2 separate regions of the Mus musculus genome follow, and region 1 is linked to region 2. The links are chromatin loops, found by intact Hi-C in ENCODE. Cell type or tissue: heart. All regions are shown on one strand. Links, peaks and the distances in the headings refer to the core of each region. The heading gives the core; the rest is flanking DNA. Region 1 overlaps Afap1l2 (actin filament associated protein 1-like 2). Region 2 holds the start of Afap1l2 (actin filament associated protein 1-like 2).

The links. Peaks named below come from ENCODE experiments on the same cell type or tissue, not always from the same donor. Only the 100,000 strongest peaks of a DNase experiment are listed, where the experiment ranks them.
Region 1: it touches region 2 in a loop (2.1-fold over the local background); 6 of 42 quality-filtered maps call a loop at or near these places.

Annotation. Positions count from the first base shown.
Region 1 is chr19:56,938,785-56,943,165 of GRCm38, reverse strand. All of the region lies in intron 4 of Afap1l2 (actin filament associated protein 1-like 2), which reads left to right. Among named protein-coding and RNA genes, the nearest start is that of Gm38597, 37 kb to the left of the region's middle. In heart, for the core only: no CTCF peak of the experiment used is centred there; DNase peaks (open chromatin) are centred at 2,425 and 3,265; H3K27ac peaks cover 636 bases.
Region 2 is chr19:57,006,671-57,011,051 of GRCm38, reverse strand. It overlaps Afap1l2 (actin filament associated protein 1-like 2), which reads left to right and starts at 2,477. Exons shown (of 19, transcript NM_001177797.1): 1 at 2,477-2,901. The coding sequence starts at 2,886. In heart, for the core only: CTCF peaks have their summits at 2,401 and 3,503 (motif pointing right); DNase peaks (open chromatin) are centred at 2,401, 2,591 and 3,521; H3K4me3 peaks cover 1,477 bases; H3K27ac peaks cover 1,830 bases; H3K27me3 peaks cover 2,974 bases.

The sequences.
Region 1 (4,381 bases), core at 294-4,293, 68 kb after region 2:
CTCTGATCCCAGCACTCAGGAGGCTGAGGCAGGAGGATCTCCATGAGTTTAAAGCTGGCCTGAGCGACATGGTAAGTTCCAGGTCAGCGTGGCCTAACAGTGAGACGTTACCTCAAATACACAGAAGAGAAAAAGGAATGTGTACCACGCTGTACCTCATACTTGAAGCCCACTAGAAGGTCATGGAAAGCTTAGAAATAGACTTCCTGTTCCAAACATGGTCCCCAGGCTTCACTCCCCACCAACAGCGGCTGTGCAGCCTCCTCAGACTGGGTTTTCACTCACTGCCCCCCTGCCGCTGGGGTGGGTTCTGCCTCAGGGTCTTTGTACTTTCTGGGCTACTGGCTTGCCCTCTTCTCCTGACCTGGATGATGATGCGGCCACTTACTCCTGCTCTGCCTCTGTTGAGCTGCTGTCCCTTGCCGCTTCTGACATAGCTGTTTCGTTGTTCATCTCCTTCATCAGATATAAGCTCCAAAGGATAGGAGTAGCAACTTTCACCAACCACCTCATACCCCGTGTACCAAGCAGGCCGTAGAGAGCTCACTTTGTAGACCAGGCTGGCCTCAAACTCCGCTTGAGTGCTGAGATGAAAGGCTTGGCCACCACACCCAGTTTGTTTCTTGGTGTTTAAGTGACAGCGATGTTGGCATCTGTCTGACCAGATGGTCACGTTCAATGGGTTACGCTTATAAAAAAAAAAAAAAACGCTGTCTCTGCCACACTAAGGCAAGCTTTGGTGAGATGAGTCACAGTGTTTACATTTTGGTTATATTAGGCTTCTGTTGCTGTGGTTGACACTGGAATCAAAGGTGACTTGGCGAGGAAAGAGTTTATTTCAGTTCCATCACTGAGGAAAGTCAAGGCAACAACTTAAAGCAGAAGTCTAGAGGCGGGGACTGAAGCAGAAGCCAGGAGAAGTGTTGCTTACTGGCTTTCTCCTCCTGATTTGTCCAGTATTGCTAACCTACACCATCTAAGGCCACATGCCCAGGGTGGCACCTCCAACAATGGCCCCGGGCCCTCCTACATCAAGCACTAATCAAGAAAATACCCTACATACGTGACTACAGGCATATCTTACAAAAACATCTTCTCAATTGTTGTCCCCTCTTTTTTTTTTTTTCCCCTCAAGACAGAGTTCCTCTGTGTAGCCCCTGGCTGTCCTGGAACTCACTTTGTAGACCAGGCTGGCCTCGAACTCAGAAATCCACCTGCCTCTGCCTCCCGAGTGCTGGGATTAAAGGTGAGTGCCACCACGCCCGGCCCTGTTGTTCCCTCTTTTAAGATAACTCTTGAGCCGGGCATGGTGGCTCAAGAACACCCAGCCGGAACAATGTGGCAGAAGCCCATTGTCTTAGTCTGGAAGTGACAATATCAAGACTTGATCCCAGGCTCTTTTCCCCCTAAGGAGGCTTCCTAGAAAGACCCAAGGCCACATCATATGAGGTTCAAGGAGGGTCTTTACCTCAGAATGGCTTTGAACCAGCCTCCAAGGACAGCAGGGGTACACACTACCACCATGTGGGACGCAGGTGTAGTTCATGAGTAGTTCATGGGTCAGTGTCTCATGCTTGAAGTCCCCTTAACTGGCAGCTGGTGGGACCTTCGATGTCAGGTGAAGTGACTATTGGCAGGCTGATCCTTCCTCTCTGGGTATCCATGCCGTGCTCCTGATGGCCTCTTCCTGAACTTCTACCCCACTCTACACAAGGGACAGGTGACTCTGTCACCATCTCAGAGTGTTAAGAGAGGCCTGGCCTAAGTGGACGTCCAGGAGGCAGAGAGGACAGATGTCAACACAGGCTTCTTGCTGGCCCTAAGCAGAGTGGGGGACTTTGCTCCTCCCAGCTCCTCCCCACCTCACTCTCACCCCAGTACTTTGGGGGTCTGGGAGAGACACTTTCCTGGCACTCCCCTATCTGGCTGTCACCAGCAGCAGTGGGTGGTTCTGGGTAGAACAGTGTGGTTCTACGATAAGCTCTCCTAGGCATAGCTCACTGTGATTTTGCTGATGTGAAATGCCACCTGCCAAGCCAGATACTCCTGGGTCAACGCAAGGAGGGATGATATATTCAATAGGCAGAGTTCTCCTGGCACTGAGTCTTAACTATTCCAGAAATCTGTGTCTCATAAACACAGTGTAGAGAGCAGAGAGCCTGGGCTTTGGTCATAGTTCTAAAGAATCCAGTCCAGTGAACCCCGAAGCCTCTGGGATTCACGGCATTCCCCAGCATGAAGATTGAAGGGTCTCCGTATGAGGGCAAAGGGCAGGGTAGACGTGGTCCTCTCCTGCTTCATCCTTCCTACTCTGTCTGTGATGGGGCGGCTCGGGCCTGTCTGAGCGGAAGTCGGTGCTCGAGATGGAGACATTGTCACCGCCCAGGAATAGTTCAGTCTCAGGAGCCTTTCCGAGGCGTGGTAATTGTCCTGTGGACAGACTCCAGGCCTGGGGACCATTCCAGCAGCACCAGCTGACATTACAGTACAGGGCCCTCCCTCTACCAGATGGACTTTCTTTGCTAGAAGGGTATGACATGTCTAAGGCCTTCCAAGATTTTTCCTAGGCACCCGCTACTGCCCTCCAATGATTCCAGATGTGGTGTGAGGAAGGGTGGTCTCTGCTCCCCAGGCCCTCTCTTCCCCACCCGCACATGCATGCCCATGCTCGGGCCCCTCAGGCCTTCCTACTCTGCCCAAAGCAGTAAAAGTCTTAGTCCAGTGTTTCCAGAGGAGCAGGGTCAGGTGGATCAGGACGAGGAAACACAAGAGTCATGGCTGCCTATGCCTCCCAGGAAGACCTCATGGCAGTTCCATCCAGCCTTCCTCAGACAGAGATTCCCTCCTCCCTCTCCTGACTCTACATGATCAGTGTGCTATGGGGAAACCTTCACCCAAATGCTGGACCCCTAATGCCTGTGTCTGGGCCAGGATGGTGGTCCTTGTCCTGGCCTTGGGATGCTCGTCAGCTCATCCCTAACTCATCTCTGGTGGCGAGGTCCTTACTGTAGTCCCCACAGTCAGAACAGGTCCATCCAGCCGTGGAGGGCAGCCAAGGATCTGGAGCAAACTTGTGGGTGTGGACAGTGACTCACAGCTTAAGTCTTTCCAGGCTGCAGGCTGCACAGCCAGGTGCTGCGGTCACTGCAAGAGAAGCAGATGTCCGCTGGCCACTGTACCATCTTGGCAAGCGCCACCCCTCCCCCACACACCTCCTGAGGCCTGACCGTGACATTAGCACTGATCTCAATGGAGCTTCCTGGTAGGGAAGCAGCTGACATGGCATTTTCGCGGTCAGTGTGGCCCCAGAGTTTTCCACAGTGGGTTGTTCCCCAGGGAAGTTTGCATGACTGCCTTGGGTCATCTAGGACCATGGAGCTTAGGAGTGAGTAGCTGAGATAAGAGACCCCAAGGGGCCACAGATTCCTAAAATATTTGCTGGCTGGCCCTTTGGAGAACAAGCAGAACTGTGGCTCTTGGTAAACCCTGCAGCTCACAGTGGCTTCTTCCTTGTCTCCCCCTCTGATGATAGCTGGTTATTTCAGCACTGAAATCCAGTCTCCTGCATCTTTGGTTAATGATTTTACCGTCTTCGGGTTACTGTTGCTGTGAAGAGACACTGTGAACCAGAAAGCAAGTTGAGGAGGAAAGGATTTATTTGGCTTATACTTCCATATTTCTGTTCACCATTGAAAGAAGTCAGGATGGGAACTTAAACAGGGCAGGAACCTGGAGGCAGGAGCTGATGCAGAGGCCATGGAGGGGTGCTGCTTATGGGCTTGCTCATCATGGCTTGCTCAGCCTGCTTTCTTACAGCACCCAGAACCAACAGCCCAGGGAAAGCACCACTCACAGTGGGCTGGGGCCTCCCCCACTGATCACTAATAAGAAAATGCCATATAGCTGGGGTCTTATGGAGGCATTGTCTCAGCGGAGAGTCCCTCCTCTCAGATAACTCTAGCTTGTGTCAAGTTGATGTAAAACCATCCAGGACAATCACAATCTTCGCATCTTGATGCTGGTGCTTAACACAGTGGACCTTATGGTGCTGATACTGAACAGAGTGGTTCTTCTTCCTTAGTCCTAAGACGTTAGCATCTCTGTCCTTCGGTATCTAATGGTAAGTCGCTGTGTCTGGGATTATAGGACATACACATGGGACTTTGATGTTTTTATATATTTTTTGTAACATTTTTTTTAATTAGATATTTTCCTCATTTACATTTCCAATGCTATCCCAAAAGTCCCCTATACCCACCCCCACAATCCCCTACCCACCCACTCCCCCTTTTTGGCCCTGGTGTTCCCCTGTACTGGGGCATATAAAGTTTGCAAGTCCACATGGCCTCTCTTTCCAGTGATGGCCGACTAGGCTATCTTT
Region 2 (4,381 bases), core at 92-4,091:
CAAACTCCTGACAATGTAGCACTTGGGAGGCAGAGGCGGGCGGATCAGGAGTTAAGGTGATCCTTAGCTACATAGTAAGTATAAGGCCAACCAGGTTACATGAGACTCTGTCTCAAATGCAAGACAAGACATCTTTGTTGCTAATAATTAGTTTAGGACTTACAATAACACTCCCTTACTTGTGATTTTATTTTTAACAGTTTTATTAAACTCTCTGCAATCTGAAGATATTGGATAGAAAATTCCAGAAATATGTAATTCACAGGTTCAAACAATCTTGCCATTCTGAGTAGCTCGATGAATTCCTGTGATCAGACTCTGTCCCGCTCAGGCCCTGTATTGTCCTCTCTCTTCACCATGTCCGTGGAGTATAAGCTTTTCTCTGTGGCTGGCTTGGTTAGCACACTAAATATCAATGGTGTTTGATATAGGATTCAGCACTGTTCTTGGTTCCAGGTGTCTGACAGAAACTCAGTGCCTTTCCTTTGTGAAAGTTACAAAGTTGCCAAGGGCAGAGAGGTTCAACAACACCCAGGAGACCACAGGGAGGGCTGGCTGCCTGGAGTTCCTCTTGGTAGTTCTGCCATTTCAGTTTTGTTCTGGAAAAGGGTTGTGAATTGCAGGTTTAGATCGACTTGAACTGCATTTTTAATATTTTGTATGTCTGGAGAGGATTCAGGGAAGCTATAACCAGTTTGGAGACAAGGAAGGGTTAATGAACTTGGCAAGACACGGACGAGAGCCTTGCTGGCCTAGAAGGGGGTGCCATGCTTTCTTGAAGGGCAGAAACAGGTGTCAGAGGATTTGGGGGAACAGCACTGCCCAGTTAATGTCACAGGAAAGCCTGAGGTAAAGGCTGTGAGGGAAGTAGGATTTGGAGTCAGGAAACCTGGGCTCTGCCTGGTTTGTGTCCTGACTCTGTAAAATTACACAAGTCTCACTTCTTTGTGTGCTCGTTTGTAGAGTGGAGACCCTTTAACCCTAGGGGTGTCAGCCAGGGCCAAGCTTTCTTCAGCCTTCAGTGTGAAGGTTAGCTCGGAAGCCCTGCTGAGTGGGGCCTGACCTGCTCACTCAGCTTCAGCAGGCAGGGCAGGAGTCTGGCCAAAAGTGACCAGTGACCACAGACTTGAGGCTTCTTTTCCAATACTGAGCATTTCAAAGAAAACCCAGGGCTCCACTGAGAGTAGTCTGGAACCACCACAGAACGGAGGGTGTGTGCCCTGCTGGGCCATTTGCAAGAGGAAGAAAGGGGTAGGAATGAGAACACTAAGGCAGAAACACAGCTGCTCGACTGTTTGAGGGCTACTGTACAGGAGGCCAGCGGAATACCTCTTCCTACCCTGATTCTCTTGGGAGATGCCCATTCTTGCTGCCAACTGTGTGTGTGTGTGTGTGTGTGTGTGTGTGTGTGTGTGTGTGTGTGTACTTGCATGTGTGTTCATGTGCATGTGGCATGTGGAGGTCTCTGACCTACACACATAAGACTTGGAAGTAGGCATCCCTAGGGCTCCTCCCATGTGACTTTGTCCACCCCCTTCCCCCTAAACTTGTTTATACTACAGGAGACAGACAGCGACCTGCTACCTCAGGGTGAATGGGCAAACTGAAAGGCTGGGGTTTTGCAGCCCTGAGCGAGGCTCCTGGCTGGCTAGGAGGGCTCTGTTCACGTGAGCTGCTGCTCTAACTAGGAAAAGTGTTTGTGCAGATCGCTGGGCGGAAGATCTGCAGAGATCAAAGCTGACTCTGCTGCTCCAAGGAAGCATGAAGGGGGCTCTCGGAAAACAACAAACCTTCCCTAAGTGTATATTCCGGGCCTTTGTCGAGAGTCCAAGCATGGTTTAAAAAGTGAAATCCGAAAGTTTAAAAGAAAACGTAGCCGGGCGTGGCGGCGCACGCCTTTAATCGCAGCACTTGGGAGGCAGAGGCAGGCGGATTTCTGAGTTCGAGGCCAGCCTGGTCTACAAAGTGAGTTCCAGGACAACCAGGGCTATACAGAGAAACCCTGTCTCGAAAAACCAAAAACAAACAAACAAAACAAACAAAAACCCCATAATCTTTGGAGAGGATTTAGGAATTTGGAAGGATTGGAGGGAATCAAAAGAAAAGGATTAAATGTGTTCCGAGGTGAAAATAACCTCGGACAGGTGCCATCTTTTCTTGAAGACCAGGCTTGCTGAGGAGGCTCCAGACACTGTAATCCTCCTCAGGAAAGCCTAGGCTAAGACGCCCATAAAATCTGGGCTCAGGCAGCAGGCTACAAGGAGGTCATTTCCTGTGCTCTAAAGTGTGCACGATGTACAGGTGCCAGGCAAGGTGGACTGAAAGCCGGCCCCCAGCGGCTTCTAAATTCAAGGAGCTAATCCAGGAGGGCCCAGGATGTGGGCGCACTGGCTTGATGGATCAAGCAGGAGGCGCTCTAGGTCCGTCTCCACCTCCCCGCTGGCCCTCAGTCTCCTCCTCCCGGCATTGGGTTCGCAGTCTCAACACTGGAGAAAACAGATCTTGGTGGAGACCTACGGGAGCTCGCTGTTCCCGGAGTCTTCCCCGGGCTTTGAGGACGTCCCAGGCTCTTTCTTTCGCGCCGCCGCCCTCGGGCCAACTTGGAGGAAGTGATCTGCGTTCGGGACGGGGAGCCCAGTGCGGGGTGCGTGAGGACCAGAGCGCTGATTGTCCTGACCGGCTGTGGAGATCCCTGGCGGGGTCCAGGGCGGCTCGGGTGGAGTCAGGATCGGAGGGCTAGGGGCGCGGCGGCCACTCCGGGAGGTCGGGCGGCGAGCGTGACTTCACTGGGAGGGGCCAGCGCTCAGCGGGGGCGCGGAGCCCAGCGCGGAGTCCAGCGCGGAGAACTCAGCGCGGAGCCGATAGCAGCGCACACCGTGCCCGGGATGGAGCGCTACAAAGGTGAGGGCGCAGGGCGCACCTACTTGCTCCGGGTATCCCGGACTCAGGTGTCCAGAACGGACAGTCTACGCCCAAGGGACCGCAGCCCTAGAGAGGGCGACCGAGGAGTCACGAACAGGGCGGTGGGCTTCTGGGCGTAGAATGCCGTCCGTGCTATTTGATACTCCTGGGCCCCTGGGGCAGAGGTCTCTGCTTGGAGGTCAAAGTGAGGCTTCTCACCTGTTGGAGAACCGAGGGTGTGTCCTGAGCCATCCCGTCACCCCCAGTTTCAGTTTGCCTTGGGGAAAAGATGTCTACAGTCGAGGGGGGCCCTAGTAAGGTCTCAACAGTAAGGGGCTGCTGGGGGCAAAGGGGCGAGTTGTAGGGCTCTTTCTATGGATGCTGCCTTGTTGAGGGGCTTCTTGCAGATTCCCGGAAAAGTCTTGTCCGGTAGCAGAAAAAACTCCTAATGTGGTGGGGTGGCGTGCTATTCTGTTCTTGACAAGGTCCGTCTCTCTACCACTTTGTAACCTGCCTCGCCATGCCCTTTGCGGATCCTGCACCCCAAAGCTGCGTGGGGGGGGTGTGAGTTAGGAGCCCAGTGGACTGCCCAGCAGGTGGAGCGCCCGTAGGCGTCCTGGCAGCTGAGCGAGCTTGGATTTGGCTCTGGCCAGGGATCTTGGCCAAACCATGGTGGGAGGGCCGGTCCGGATATGCCCGAAGGGTTTTGGAGCCCCAGGGCTGGAATCCAGAAACCTCAGATAGTAGGTCCTTTGAAAAGGGGGTTCAAGGTGCTGCCCCTGAGGCAGATGCGTCGGTGCGCCCCTACATGCCTCCCTCTGGGAAAAGGGTCTTGTACTCGCTCTTTTTAGGGGTTGTCTAAGTTAAGCCTGCAAGGGGAAATTCTGCCTCTGCACTTATTTTCCCATGGGAGGGTAATAAGGCAAACGCTCAGGTTGCCAAGGAATCTCGATCTCCCTCTATGGTTTCTTATTTATGGAACTCACATAAGGGAACTGTGCGGGCAGGCTTTAGTTTCCTAACGTAGTCTTTTTAGTGACTCACCTGTGAATGCAGGGTCAGGGCTCTGGAGTCAGCGGGGTAGGGGAGGAGCGCCAGGAGAAATCACTTAGCCTCTCTCCCCCGTCTATCCGGGAGGTCTTGTCTTAGTTCTGATGGAATCTGGTCAGTTTGTGAGGGAAAGGCTGAAGTTGCCCTCATGCAGTCTCGAATATTGGCGGCCACAGCCCCTCTCTTGGTAGAAGAGAGGCGGCTCTTGCTGCTCCCCACTTAGGGAGGGAACCTGGGGGCGAGGAGGGGGAGCCGATTGGGGCCTTGGGCGTCTCCTCACTGGAAATCCCGACTTCCAAGGTCGCTTCAGCTCCTTGGATTGTGACATTGAAGCAGATGTTGGCCCCAAATAGAAGATCCAAATTGCAAGCTTCTTTGCCCAAGCAGCAAACTGGTTCAAGTTAGAGACCAGGCAACAAGTGGGCAGCTG